Regions from separate parts of the Mus musculus genome. Here region 2 is linked to region 1. Evidence: chromatin contacts called from ENCODE POLR2A ChIA-PET data. All regions are on one chromosome and are shown on one strand. The core of a region is the stretch at or near the end of the contact, and the rest is flanking DNA. Distances in the headings are between cores, read along the strand shown.

The links. ChIA-PET counts read pairs that join two places held with the same protein, here RNA polymerase II (POLR2A).
Region 2: POLR2A ChIA-PET joins it to region 1 with 13 read pairs in Patski. The contact joins the promoter of Sgms2 here to the promoter of Hadh in region 1. POLR2A ChIA-PET finds 5 or more read pairs at or near these places in 3 of 5 experiments (Patski and embryonic stem cell).

Annotation. Positions count from the first base shown.
Region 1 is chr3:131,268,612-131,275,476 of GRCm38, reverse strand. Hadh (hydroxyacyl-Coenzyme A dehydrogenase) reads left to right here and starts at 3,376. Exons shown (of 8, transcript NM_008212.4): 1 at 3,376-3,601. The coding sequence starts at 3,470.
Region 2 is chr3:131,487,115-131,493,979 of GRCm38, reverse strand. It overlaps Sgms2 (sphingomyelin synthase 2), which reads left to right and starts at 3,750. Exons shown (of 6, transcript NM_001379585.1): 1 at 3,750-3,890. It overlaps Gm36753 (a long non-coding RNA gene), which reads right to left and starts at 3,464. Exons shown (of 5, transcript XR_003954556.1): 1 at 2,934-3,464; 2 at 1-2,415.

The sequences.
Region 1 (6,865 bases), core at 2,127-4,626:
CATCTGATTGGTTAATTCTCAAAACCTCATCTTGGCAAAAAAACTTTACTGCCTATGTATGCATGGTGGCCAGCGATAGCCAGTGCCACCCTGCAACGGCACATGTGGCTTCCCACAGTTACCCCTGCCACTCTATCCCTCTCTGCTTTCTTCAGGGATACAGTCTCTCACTGAAGCTGGAGCATACCGATTGGCTACACTGGCTGCCCACCAAGCCCCTGGGATTGTCCTTTCACTGCCTTCCCTGGGCTAGGATCAGAGGCACAAACTGTCAGAGCCAGATTTTTACATAGGTGCCTTTTTACATAGGTGCCAGGGATCTGACCTCAGGGTCTCCTTGCTCTCATAGCAAACAAACACTTACCCCCCAGCCACCTCCCCAGCCTCAAACCATGCTGCTCTGCCTTCTGTGTTCTAAGTACTACAGTTATCCATCTATGTGACCCACAGAGACTGCACTGTTATCTACCTATTGCTCTGTACCAGGCCCTTCCTTCAGTAAAGCAACCAGGACCCTGGCTCTGCAGCTGGCCTTCCCTGTGTTTTATTGGGGTGTTGGTTTTTTTTTTAAACAGAGTCTTGCCATGTAGCCCAGGCTGGCCTTGTACTCACAGTCCACCCGCCTCTTTTCTTTACACAGCACCCTTGTTTATCACAGATGGCCTTGGATTTGAGAGTCACTAGGGAGTACTACAGTAGTGTTTGTGGGTCCTCTTCAGATGCATACACTAAAACCCAATGTAGAAGTGTTTAGGGATGGGCCTTTGGGAGGTGATTGGGTGGGCTAGTGGCTTAAGAAAGAGCCCCAGATGGTTCTCTTTAGAGCAGTGGTTCTCAGCCTTCCTAATGCTGTGACCCTTTAATACAGTTCCTCGTGTTGTAGTGACCCCCTAACCATAAAATTATTTTATTGCTTTATAACTGTAGTTTTGCTGCGGTTATGAGTTGTAAGTATTTTTGGGAGAGGGAGGTTTGCCACAGGTTGAGAACACTGTTCTAGAAGGAGGGCTGTCAGGGTAATGTTCGTTATGAGATGTGACTTAATAGACTTGCTTACACAAGCGGGGCTGGAGTGTCCATCAGTGGTGCCTGCCACTGGACAGGCTGAGGCTGTCACAGCCACTCAGTCTGCGAGGCTGGTTGCATCAGCAGTCCCAGTCTGGCTGAAGGCCTGGAGGAGCCCTAGAGAGCCTGCACTTCATCCCATGTTGGAAGGCCTAAGTTAGGTGCTCATGTCAGGGAAGGATGACTGCAGCAGCTACAGCAGAATAGAGGAATTCTCCAGCAGGAGAAGAAGGCAGGCAGGCAGGAAGTCTATTTTTTCTCTCTCAGATCACTTTATATCTAGGGTGCACCCCACCCCCACTCTGTATAAGGTGCTGCCCACTCAGGGAGGACATCTTCTCCCCTCAGTTAACCTTTCTTGGAAATACCTCCATGGAGTCTTCCAGAGGTGGCTCTCTTAGTCGGCTACAGATTCATTCCATTTGACAATCAATATTCACCATCACACCCTTCAACCGTCTGCAGATACAAGGAACTATCCTTGAGCTAAAAGTGGGTCGACATCAGAAAATGAACCTGATGGCACCTTGACTTGGGTTTGCCTTGCTCCCAGGAGACATTTGGGGGTTTTGTTGTAGCAGCACAAGTGGATCAAGACCCATTTATCATTCTTTCCCAAGGAAAAGCAGAGATCTGAAAACGTACATTACCTTGGGTGTGAGGTACACATGAAATATTACAACAGAGATATCATTTGAGAATATATCATAGGGCTGGAGAGATGGCTCTGTGGTTAAGAGCGCTGACTGCTCTTTCAGAGGACCTGGGCTTGATTCTCAGCACCCACATGATGGCTCACAACCATCTCTAACTCCAAGCTCAGGAAACTGATGCCCTTCTCTGGCCTCCTCGGACGTACATCCATACAGTGCACAGATAATACACTGGTGAGAAGAAAGAAACAAGAAAGGATGAAGAAAGAAAAGAAGGAAGGAAGGAAGGAAGGAAGGAAGGAAGGAAGGAAGGAAGGGAGGGAGGGAGGGAGGGAGGGAGGGAGGGAGGGAGGAAGAAAGAAAGAGAGAAAGAGAGAAAGGGAGGAAGAAAGAAAGAAAGAGAAAATTATAGTATCACAGCACCAAACTTGGATTATACTTCATCTTTCCAAATGACAACTAAGAGTTGCAACCCTCTCATCAAGCCTCCTGGAAATGTGCTGTCCTCTCTCAGTGGCAACTCAGCCATAGGGGCCTCTCCTCTCTGTCTTGCATCTTTCCTCAGACTGCTGTACACATTCCTTCCTTCCTTCATAAACGTGTTCATTCTTCAAGCTGTTGGGTTTCTGTGGGTAGCCTTCTACCTCCGTTCCTAGTATCTTTTATTTTATTTTATTTTTGTGACTTGGCTGGAATGTAGCACTCAGTAGGCTTTGCTTATTTTGAAGAATTAAATATAAAAATAAGATTCAAAGGGTCAATGCAAAACATAGCCCCTGCTTCAAAGGGAGTGCAGGAGAGTCTCTTCCCAGCCACATGCAAGAGCCCGAGGCAGGGAACAGGCATGGAAACAATTCTGAAGGACAAGGTTCACTGCTGACAGAGTTACATAAACTTTTTATAGCTACAGAGCAAGAAGGTCATAAAGCCATCGGCTTACAGAACATTGCTGAAGACCCTGGGCAGGCAGGTTACAGTGGAACAAGTAATTCTTTTCCTAGGGTTTTATGCCGGTGTTTGTTTGTTTGTTTTTGTTGTTGTTGTTATTGTTGTTGTTGTTTTAACTGTTTTAGTTTGGGACGGATGGGAGCAAGTGGTCTGCTAGGCAACACATTGCTTAAGTTCGATGTAACCTAAGTTAGATACAGAGGTGGGTAACTAGAAACAGCCCGAGAGAACTTGGACTCGAGCTCTAACATTCAGACAGGAAGTTAGTTTTATTCTGCAGAATGTGAGACACAGATGAGACTTTTGCAGGGAGCTTCATTGCACACAGGATTAACTATCATTTCTTCCAGTGGGGTGAAAGGCGGATGGCTTTCCTCTGGACGGTGAGTTTGGGGGCACCAGATGAACGCTTAGAAGTAAAACCAGCAGTAATTCTGTTATCACTAGCACAGTACTAGGCAGAAAGTTGGCCAATAGCCAGGCTTTCCCTTCCTGTGTTCTCTATCCGGGGTTACCGTCCTCATTCTAAACACAATTCTCACGATCACAACTCCAGCCCACCAGATTGTGAAGGCAACTACAGGTTGTCTCTTGGTGGGTCCCTGCTTTGCCGGAGTCCATGCTGGCCTGAGTCCTGGCACCGCCCTCTGGGGGGGGGGGCGGGGTGGACCTGCAGCTTGTGCAGGAGGCGGGTGGGTGGGGCGTGTTCGAGGCCCCGCCCCCAACGTCGCCGACCCCGCCCACGACGCTCCGGGACCTCTCGCGCTGTCCCCACTGCTCCTCCTCGGCTGCTGCACTGAGCTATGGCGTTCGTGACCAGGCAATTCTTGCGCTCCATGTCCTCCTCTTCCTCTGCGTCGGCGGCCGCCAAGAAGATCCTGATCAAGCATGTGACCGTCATCGGCGGCGGGCTGATGGGCGCCGGCATCGCGCAGGTGAGCGGGCCTCGCGCCCCGGGTGTGGTGGAAATAGTTTGATGAAGTCCGAGAAGGTGCAGCATGCTTCAGTGTCCCAGAACTACAGCCTTCGGCCCGATCCTTACGTGCATGCTTCTCAACTAACTGCCGGGCCGGGGAAGGCTCGGTGGAGCGCGCTGGTGCACGCGTGCACACTGGAGCTGAACTGTGCACAGTTGTGCGTGCAAAGTTGCAGAGTGTTTGCTCACTGCCTGGATCTGACAGGAATCCGCTCGCCAAGACCTGGGCTGCGGTTTCTTTTAGTTTTCCTGATAAGTTTTTTCTTTGTTCTTTCTTTCTTTTTTTCTTTACAGTTCTTTGGGTGTTGGTCTGGGCACTTTTCTTTCCAAGTGTCCTGCCTCTCCCACAAGTTTCCTTCGTTGGCCTTCACTTTTGTAACAGTTTGGAAAGTCACCTAGTGGGAGTTTGTGGAGTTGCTGGGACTCCGCCCAGGCCTGGGCCAGGAAACTTTGACCTTTGACCCAGTGCCCGGTGCTGAAATCTGCGTGCTTGTCCAGCTCTGAACCTCAAGAGAGTGGGCGACAGAGATAAGCATAGTTTATGCTCTGAGACGTCTCTAATCTCTGATCGGCTTCTGTGGGACTTTGCCTGGTGCCAGCTGAGGCACAGTTCAAAATCAACTGTGCAGTTTGGCTACTGCGATGTCTGTAGTACCATTTTCTCTTAAGAGTTAACTTCCTACACACAGTAGAGAGCTCTGATCTTTTTCCATGAACTTGCTATTATATTCGTATCTTTTGAGGCCTTTGCAGTTTGAGTGTTGTGGCAGTGAAGGGCTTACCTAATTTTAATTAGGGAGGGTATTCGCAGGTCAGTGTCTTTTCCCAACCAAATGCACACTTGCATGCTTGCTATTTATTAGCCTTGACTGCACTTCCTTCCAAAGTCCATTAAATTAAACAACAAAAACCATACATGGCTATGCTGGAGAAAATATAGCTAGTCTGCTGTATCCCTCTGCACCACAAAAACTCAAGGCTGTGAGGAATGAGATTGGTTGTCCAGGTCCAAGAAAAACAATGTATCCCTTAAACAATGTTTAAGCAACATCTTATTAACAAGATAATAGGGTTCTCCTCCCCTCCCCCCAAACTGCTTTGGATTCGAAACTAATTAGAAAGCATCTAGCAGCTTTTGCACAAATGCAGGATGCTGTGTCTTGTGGATGCTGTGTCTATCCAAAGAAAGTGTGTTGAAGCACGGGAAGCACTTAGAATTAACTGGGTAAGGTGCTCGAACTTTGACCTGAGACGAGTGGATTAAAGTGATTGACAAGGATGGGCATCAGGGATTTGTGGATTAAATACTCGAGCAGCTGGATCAGGGAGTTCCTATGGAAATGTAAGCGGGGAGAGGAAAAGCTATGCAACTCCTAGCAGAACTTTTTGAATAAAAGTGTAACAAACACCCACCATCTAAATAGTGGGCATTCATAAGGAACAGCCATTCCTCTGGGTCACTTTAGGTGACCATTCTGATCCTGCAGGGGAAACTGCTTTCCTGATTAATAGCTCTACTATGTTCCAGTGGTTTAGATGGTCCATTTCTTATACTTGGCCTTGCAGCAAACAGTTCTAGTTAGTGCTGTCTCCTTCCTTCCTTCCTTCCTTCCTTCCTTCCTTCCTTCTTTCTTTCCTTTCTTTCCTTCCTTTCTTCTTTCCTTCCTCCCTCTTCCTTCCTTTCTTCCTTCCTTTCTTTCTTTCTTTTCTTTCTTTCTTTCTTTCTTTCTTTCTTTCTTTCTTTCTTTCTTTCTTCCTTCCTTTCTTAAAATTGGAACTCAGTTATAGTTGCAGACAGTTGTGAGCTGCCATGTGAGAACTGGGACTTGAACCCAGATCTTCTGGAAGAGGAGCCAATGCTCTTAACTGCTGAGTTATCTCTCCACCCATCATGCCGTCTCCTTTTTGAAAAAAAAATCCATAATGGACAGTTTTTGGTTCAGGGTAGTAAATCTTTTTTTTGCCTCTGGTACCAGGGATGAGTGATGAATTCATGTGCTGAGCGCAGGCAGTTGGGCGATCTGCATGTTGGTGAAACAGTAAAGCAGTTGCTTGGTCTCTGCAGTTTCTCTAGAGCAGAGGGTCTGTAGGAATATGGAAAAGCAATAAAGGAATTAACTGACACACACATAGCATATAGCTCCAAGAAGCCAGAAGTGTCATTGTGATCATTGGCACCATTGCTGCCATCTGTCCTCTTGTCCTTTTAGCCTCAGGCCCCTTTTGTTCCTGATCTCCATGTTGAGGCAGGAGCCTTGGGTTTAGGTAGGAAATATCTTGCTTAACCCTGACACAGATCCCAGCTGACAGACAGTGCAGTTTGCTCACGAGCTGCTGAGAAGGACAGCACCTTTTATTTAATTATTCCACCCAAGTGAAGCCATAAAAGTACAAACTCGAAGTAGCATCAGGGTTACCCTGCATCACACATTCAGCTGCCATTTCTTCTGAACTCTATGAAATGGTCTAAGTCAGTGGAGAGTCTGTTTGTAGTTTTAACTAATCGGCGTGTTCCATTTTGTGCTGAGTGGGATGGAAAGGGGTGTAAATACATTTTGTACGCACCCAATGCATTTTATCAAATAGTTAAGTAATTTTAGACAAATGAGGTCCAGGGTTAGTTACATTTAGCCAGAGTATAGGCCATTAGTGATTGTGTACCTTCTAAGAGTGTCTACATTGCCTGCCCTTTTTTGTTTGTTTTAAATTAAAAAAAAAACAAAAACCCAAACCAAACCTCTTAGCCTGCAGGTTAATGTTTAAGAGCAATGACTTGTTTTATGTGTTTGCCTGTGGCTCTCACTGCTGATTTCTCTTGAGGCAAAATGGCTTGTATCATTAAATGAACTTTGAGTGGAGACAGATCGCTTTTTGCTTTGTAGAGAGAGAAAGAGGAAGCTGCAAGCTGTGTGCTTCTCAGGTTGATAGAAGAGTTCTAAGCACGGCTTAGCCCACTGTCTTTGTAAGAATTGTCCAGAGCGCTCATACACTTCATTACATGACTTGTGTGCAGCCACTGGGCCAACCAGGAATAAGGTTTGAGAGACTTTCTGGCACAATGTGGTCTACATCTCACACTTTTGGGGGTGTGGAGAATATTTGAACTTGTGAAGATCAGGAGTAAGTTCATCTGACCAAAGCCACCAAACGTGTGTGGTTTGTGTGCCTGTGTGTATGTGTGTTTGAACATGTGTGTCCTTTTCAAAACGCAAAGGATGTGCTG
Region 2 (6,865 bases), core at 2,501-5,000, 220 kb before region 1:
ATGAGCAGCAAGCACCTTTGTTCACTGAGCTATCCCCACAGCCCTTTAGTTTTTGTTTTTGTTTTGTTTTGTTTGAACCTGAGACTGCTTTCTAAGGTGTCCTCACTGTTTATCCCCCTCAGAAGAATGCATAAGGTAGACCTATATTATTCCTCCCCACCCCCGCTGGTTATGTAATGTTCCATAGCAGAATTCTCTTCTCCTTTGTTCCTTGTGGTTCCTCATTACTTTATCTCTTTAACAATTATATGCCAGGCAGAATAGGGGGCATTAGGTAAGTTACAAAAGACAATTTGATAAACATTCCCAAATAATGAGAAAGAGAGAGAGAGAGAGAGAGAAGAAAGGTAAGGAAAGAAAGAAAGGAGGGAGGGAGGAAGGAAGGGAGGGAGGAAGGAAGGGAGGGAGGGAGGAAGGAGGGAGGGAGAGAGGAAAGAGAAACTGCCTTTTCTATTGCTTAGACATGCTGAGAAAGTACATAGGACGATCCTTAGATAAACAACCATGGGCACCAAGTGGAAATTCGATAAAATTTCACTGGTTAAATACCTGACTCTGGGTATGTTGAAAGCAGAAGATTAAATAAACGAGGAGAAAACTACTATTTTTCCCTGCGTTAATCAGTTTGTTTTATCAAACCAAAGAAATATTTGTTAAGAGCTGATTTACGGTGTGCTCTTGCTTCAAAAAGGAACTGACAGGAACCTGTTTACCTACGAGCTGTCCTCTCTTCTCAACCCCTCTCCAGATAGGTCTCACTATGTAGCCCAGGCTGACTCTGACTGCTTGATCCTAACAATCCCACACAGGGCTCAGATTACAGCTCTGTAGCACCACACCCAGGCCTACCACCACCCTTTCAGAGAAGCCAATGTAGTCATTTGTCTTCCTTAGTTGGGATCCAACTCACAACCTAGCTGGACATTGTCACTGAGCTTCATTTCCATCGCCGTTCTCTCCTTTAGAAAGGTCACCAACATCATTTATCCTTTAAAGATTTATGTGTGTAGGTGCTTTGCCTGGTGCCTGTGCAAGCCAGAAAAGGGGTGTCGGGTCCCCTAAACTGGAGTCACAGATGGTTGTTGAGTCGCCATACAGGTGCTAGAAATTGAACCTGGGTCTTCTGTAAAAGCAGCCAGTGCTCTTAACCGCTGAGCCATCTGTTCAGCCCAAACAAACAGCATTTTAAAAGATGATGAACCATGGATTTAGTAAACTTTAGTAGGTTAGAAAGAAAGAAAGAAAGAAAGAAAGAAAGAAAGAAAGAAAGAAAGAAAGAAAGAAGAAACCTCTTTCAGTGAAAAGAAACTGTTAAAACAAGGGCATTTAGATAAATAATTTGCTTTCTTTTTACATTTTTATTTTTATGCTATAGGTGTTTTCGTGCATCCTGTGTATGCAGGGCCCATAGAAGCCAGAAGAGGGCATTGGATCCCTTGGGACAAGAGTGATAGACAGTTGTAAGCTGCCCCATGAGTGCTGGGAATTGAAACCCACCCCTTCCCCTGGAAGAGCAGCCAGTACTCTCTCCAACCCCAGAATCTGCTGTTTTAAAAGTCAGTGAACATCACAGAAAAACTACACCGAGCTCCTTCAGAAACTCGCTCTTACCTGTTTGTCTTTTGTTTGTTTGAGAGTTTTGGAGTCAGGCAGGGTCTTATGTAGCTCAGATTGACCTGAGGTCCCTATATGGAGGAGAGCAGTCTTGAACTCCCGATGCTCCTGACTCTGGCTCCCAAAAGCGAGAATTATGGGAGTGTTTCAGCACTCCCAGTTTTATTTTTCTGTAAATGGCATGACAGAATAGGCAACTGAAGCACAAAGGACCACATGTTCCTAGTTCTCCATTTAACAGTTTTCGGCACAGAGGTCTATGTAGAATCTATAGCAATCATATCCTGCAACGGTACACCCAGGGCTGAGGGCTTTGGGGCTCTTAAAACTTCACCCATGTACACAGTTCAAAAATCCTACAGCGTCGTTTTCCTCAGGTCTTTACTTAGGTTTAAGTATATAGGTATACTTATATTAGGTATATATCTCCATAATGTAAAAATATTTGAATTATGAAGTAGGAGGTAGGTGGGTTGTTCACCCAGATTCACCTACATAGAATCTTGACCCTCTCTGCACCCACGGATCAAGACACTAAACTTCTGAATTACATCTGTGGTTGTCTGGGGGGGAAAAAATGTTAGTTCAAATTTCTATTTACTTGGTCAGCATGCTAGCAAGCCAATCCATTTCTATTGCCTTCTGGGCAAAATGCCTAGGTTTTGTAAAAGTAAAAAGGAACTCCTCATTGCAAAGGAAAAATAAACCCAAGGAAAACAAATTTATTTGTTGATGCTCTTTTCTGGGTTCCTACCTTTCTGTAACTTGAAAACAAGTGCGCTCCCCACAATGAAGTCTAACCTGTGGTTAATTGCAGGAGAGGTTAACTTAAACTTCTGGATTGTGACATCATCTGTGACCTGCCACCTTGGCACCTCCCCTCCAAAGTTCTATTTTGCTGCCATTGGGTTTAATGATTATTGACACAAATGATACCCACACAAAACACCAGAAATGCTTATTGTTGTTTTTGTGGATTATGTTAACTCCCATAGGACAGTCTGTACAATCCTACACGTTCAAACTTAAAACCAGAAGGGAAGTAGGCAATGCAATAAAAAGCATTTCTATCAATTAAACTCATTGGAGGTTTAGCCAGCTGCCTGGATGCCTAGTGACACCCTCCAAAACGACCGTGGTTGACTGAAAACTGCTACAAGGTGTGGAAACGACTCCAAAGAAATGCTGATCCTTGGCCATTTTTAGACAGAAGCAACCCTTCCTGCAACCTAATTGGTAAGATCAGCCGGGGCCGGGGATGGGGGTTGGGGGGCACACACACATATGGACACTTGTGCCCCAAGGCAACAGAAACGCACAGGTTCATTTAAGTGGAGAGTCACTCTTTCAGAGTCATTCTGGTTCCGGTTTCTCATCCTTGCCAGGACGCAATTCACCTAACGGAGCAAATGACAAGGTGGGTAGCATCATTAGTCTCACTAACCGGGAACAAGCACCCTTCCAGCTCACCTAGAGGTGCCACCAGGCCCGTGGTGACTAACCTCGCCAAGCGGTCTTGTGATGTTTGGAAACCTACCCCCTCGACCTAGGCGGGGCACCACCCCTTGAGTCAGCGGGTGCCCCTGGCCCGCACACGTCGTTATTAGGAAGCAGTTTCCGAAACCCGAGGAGGTGCGGAGGTGGCTTATCCCTTCCCTGCCCCACCCCTGAAAGTTGCTGGGAGCGGCACCTAGAGAACTTTCCCAGATTGATCCCCGCCCGCGTTCAGGGAGGTCTGCCCGGCTCTGCGCTCAGCCTGCGGCCGGGAGCCACCTCGTGCTGCCTGCCAAGCCCCTCCTTCGCCGCATCTTGTAGGGCCGCAGAGGGGAGGGAGGGTCGGTCGGCCAGCTGGGATCGCCTCCCCGAAGAAGTCGCACCGGTTTTTCGAGCTCGGCTAGGCGTCCGGAGAGACTCGGTCGCCGGGAGTCGCGGGAGCCCGCGGGAGCCTCGGGCCCGGGGTGAGTCACGGCTGGGAGCAGGAGAGGGCTGGCGAGAGTGCGAGAATGAATGATGTCAGGGCGCGGGCTGGGGAGGAGGGCGGGCCCGCGGTAAACAGAGCTGCGCGCTGCCCCGGGCTCCGCCGGCCGGAGACCCCGCCCTCGGCGCCGCCGGAGCCGCCCGGAGCCCGGCCCGCTGCGGCGCCCGGACTGCGGCCTGGGGCGGAGCGGCTACCTATGCGGGCGAGACCCGCGCAAAGTTTGCAGCTCTCGGGCCCGGTCCCCCGGGTCCTCTGCGCCCAGCGAGCGCCCCCGGCGTGCGAGCACCGGCTGCGAGCGGTGAGCGCCGGGCCGGGAGGAGGATGGGCTGCGGGCTGCGCGTCCTGCGGAGCGCGCGGGGACGTGGCTCCAGTGGGGGACGTGGCTCTGGTCGCCACCGCCTCCCCACAGGCCGCCCCGCCCCGGGCATCCTTGCTCAGTTTTCATCTGCTGGGGGTCAGCTGGTGGCTGTCTCTCCTCCCAGCCTGCTGCTCATTCATTTGCGACCCATTTTCGGATACTTGGTGATGGTGTTGAAATGGCACAGGTTAAACCGTAGATTGTGCAGTGCCGCTCTGGGGGGTCAGGGTTGAAGTTCGAGTGGTGGAGGAGAGGCTGCCACACGCTGACAAGCTGTGCACAAGACCAGCTCCAGGCTGCCCAACAGGACCTTTGGCGTTCAGACCCGCGCCCCTTAAGGAAGGGAGATTCGATTTGTCAGCACAGAGAGGTGGGAGTGGACCTTACCCCGTCACAATCTGTGGGTCCGGTGATCGTTCTGTCTCAGAAGCAAATAGTTCAAATGCTATATCCTGTAATCTTTTATTAATCCGCCGTTCCTCTATTTCCAAGACTTGCTTATTTCTAAAATGACCTTAAATTATTTTGACATGTGTTTGAAATACTGAAGAGGCTCAACTCTTTTTGTCAGTGTGTTCGCGTGAACTTTGAATCCTTTAACTGTTCAGTTCTTTGGTTTCACCTCGGTTATGTTAACCATCCCGAACAGGTAAAAATGGCATTAGGACTACCTTAGACAATAGCAACGATTAAGTAAGGATTAATGAGGTTAGTAATTAAGGCTGGAAAGTACAAAAGTCTGAACGTAAACCTCTTTCATCAAAGCAAACTTCAATAAATTTTAACTCTTGACCTGTAAATAATAGCAAGTTCCAGTTGGCTTAGGTAAATGCCAGCTTCCTTCTGACAGATCTGGCGGGCCCAGGTTAGCACGTGAAATATTGTTGTCTACTCCCTTAGAGTGGGAAGGGAGGTTTCCAGGAAGTTAAACGTTGCAGGTGGATACCTAAGAAGGTTTTGTCCCCACCCTCTGTCCTGGGAGCTACTAAATGTTTAAGAGACATCAAAGCAGCTGGACACACAGAGAATGAGAGGCCTGGACTCTGCAGAAGGTATTTGTAGCGAACTCTTTACCATTTCTTCCTCTCCTCTCCTCTCCTCTCCTCTCCTCTCCTCTCCTCTCCTCTCCTCTCCTCTCCTCTCCTCTCCTCTCCTCTCCTTTCCTAGAAGCAAGCAAAGTTCATTTTTGTTTTTGTTTTTATAGACCATATTCCTTGGTCCACTGATAGAGTCGTGTTTCATAGCGATCTCCTAAGTAAAGGAGTTGTTTTTTAAAAGCAAGTTAATATTTAATTTACTGTTCGTTTCATTTGTAAGTCAAACTGGTTGACTTCTGAACCTTTAGAAAAACTCAGCAACACCTCTAGGTTGTTCACCCCGAGTTTCTTTTTCCCAGAGCTTGGTGAAAGTCCTAGGAGGTATTAGGAAGGACCAGAAGCACGTGGTCTCATATCTACAGCGGTGGTAGTGTGGAGAGCAGGCAGTGGCTGTGGGGATGTAGGGGACCCAAGGTAATAACCAAGTCCTGCGTTAGCTCTCCTGTCCGTGCAATTTTTTTGTTGTTGTTTTGTTTTGTTTTGTTTTTCGAGACAGTGCTTCTCTGTGTAGCCCTGGCTGTCCTGGAACTCACTTTGTAGACCAGGCTGGCCTCAAACTCAGAAATCCACCTGCCTCTGCTTCCCGAGTGCTGGGATTAAAGGCGTGCGCCACCACACCCGGCGTCCGTGCAACTTTAAACAAAATATACAGAGAAAGAGAAGTTATCTTTTGTTTGCTAAAACAATGAAATACAGATTATGGCCTTTTTTTAAAAAGTGATATGTTGAGGCTATATTTTGAGGAAAAGAGAGGGAGGGAAGAGAGAGCCAGGAAGGTCAATCTTCCTGTGTAGGGCTACTTGAACTTGAGATCCTCCTGCCTCAGTTTCCCCAATGCTGGGACTGCAGATATGCACTACCATGCCCTGCTTCCTGGCCCCCGCCCCCCGCCACCAACAATTCCTAAGAATTCTAGACTAAAGATAGCATAGCTTTCCTTTATCTTCTGGTGGAATCAAGTCATGAACTATGAGTATCAGGTAGTCGTTCAACTCACATATTTGCTGAACATTTATTAAGCCACTATTGTATAACAATGCTGAGGTAAAGGAGATGCTGTCGCTGCCCTTGTGACTTACAGTCCAGTAGAAGTAAATCCAAGTATTATGGGGTCCAAGAGCAAGAGGGCTGGGACCCGTGAGGAGGCAAGCCATGACTGGGCTACCTCTCTAGTGGCCGTCTGTCCGATTAGTGGCTGTCTGTCCGATGGTTCTTCCGTTGGAGCTCCTACGTTCCTGTGAGGCTAGGAGGACATCTTGCTTTACCTAGTAAAGACTCTTGACTAGTTTAAATAATGTAAAAAAGATTCATTGAAATGAGATATGAACGGTGTGTTTACCTCAACAAAGATTTATTTCCTATTAACAAAGAGCTAAGGTGGAGCTCTATCAGGATTACCATTGTGTGTGACTCTCGTAATGTGAAGAAGTATGTAGGAAAATGGGCAGAAGAAATCTGTTTTCACCGTAGCAATCACATAACCATTATACCTTCCTGGTTTTCGCACATCTGTGCGTGTAAGAGCTGGAGCTAGCATGTATTGAGATTGCTCTGGGTGGTGCGACCCGCTTCCTATAGCTAGTCGCAGTACAACCTCTCGAGGGTGGCCCTCGCTCTTTTGTGTATGGGTGATCTGCTTGACAGGACGATTGTGTACGGTGGGCATGCGGGGCCATGGGGGTCTGAAGAGGAAGAGAAGATCCCCTAGAATTTAGAGTTATAGATGGTTGTGAGCCTTCATGTGGGTGCTTAGAATCAAACCCGGGTCCTCTGGGAGAGCAGTCAGTGCTCCGAACCTCTGAGCCATCCCTCCAGCAA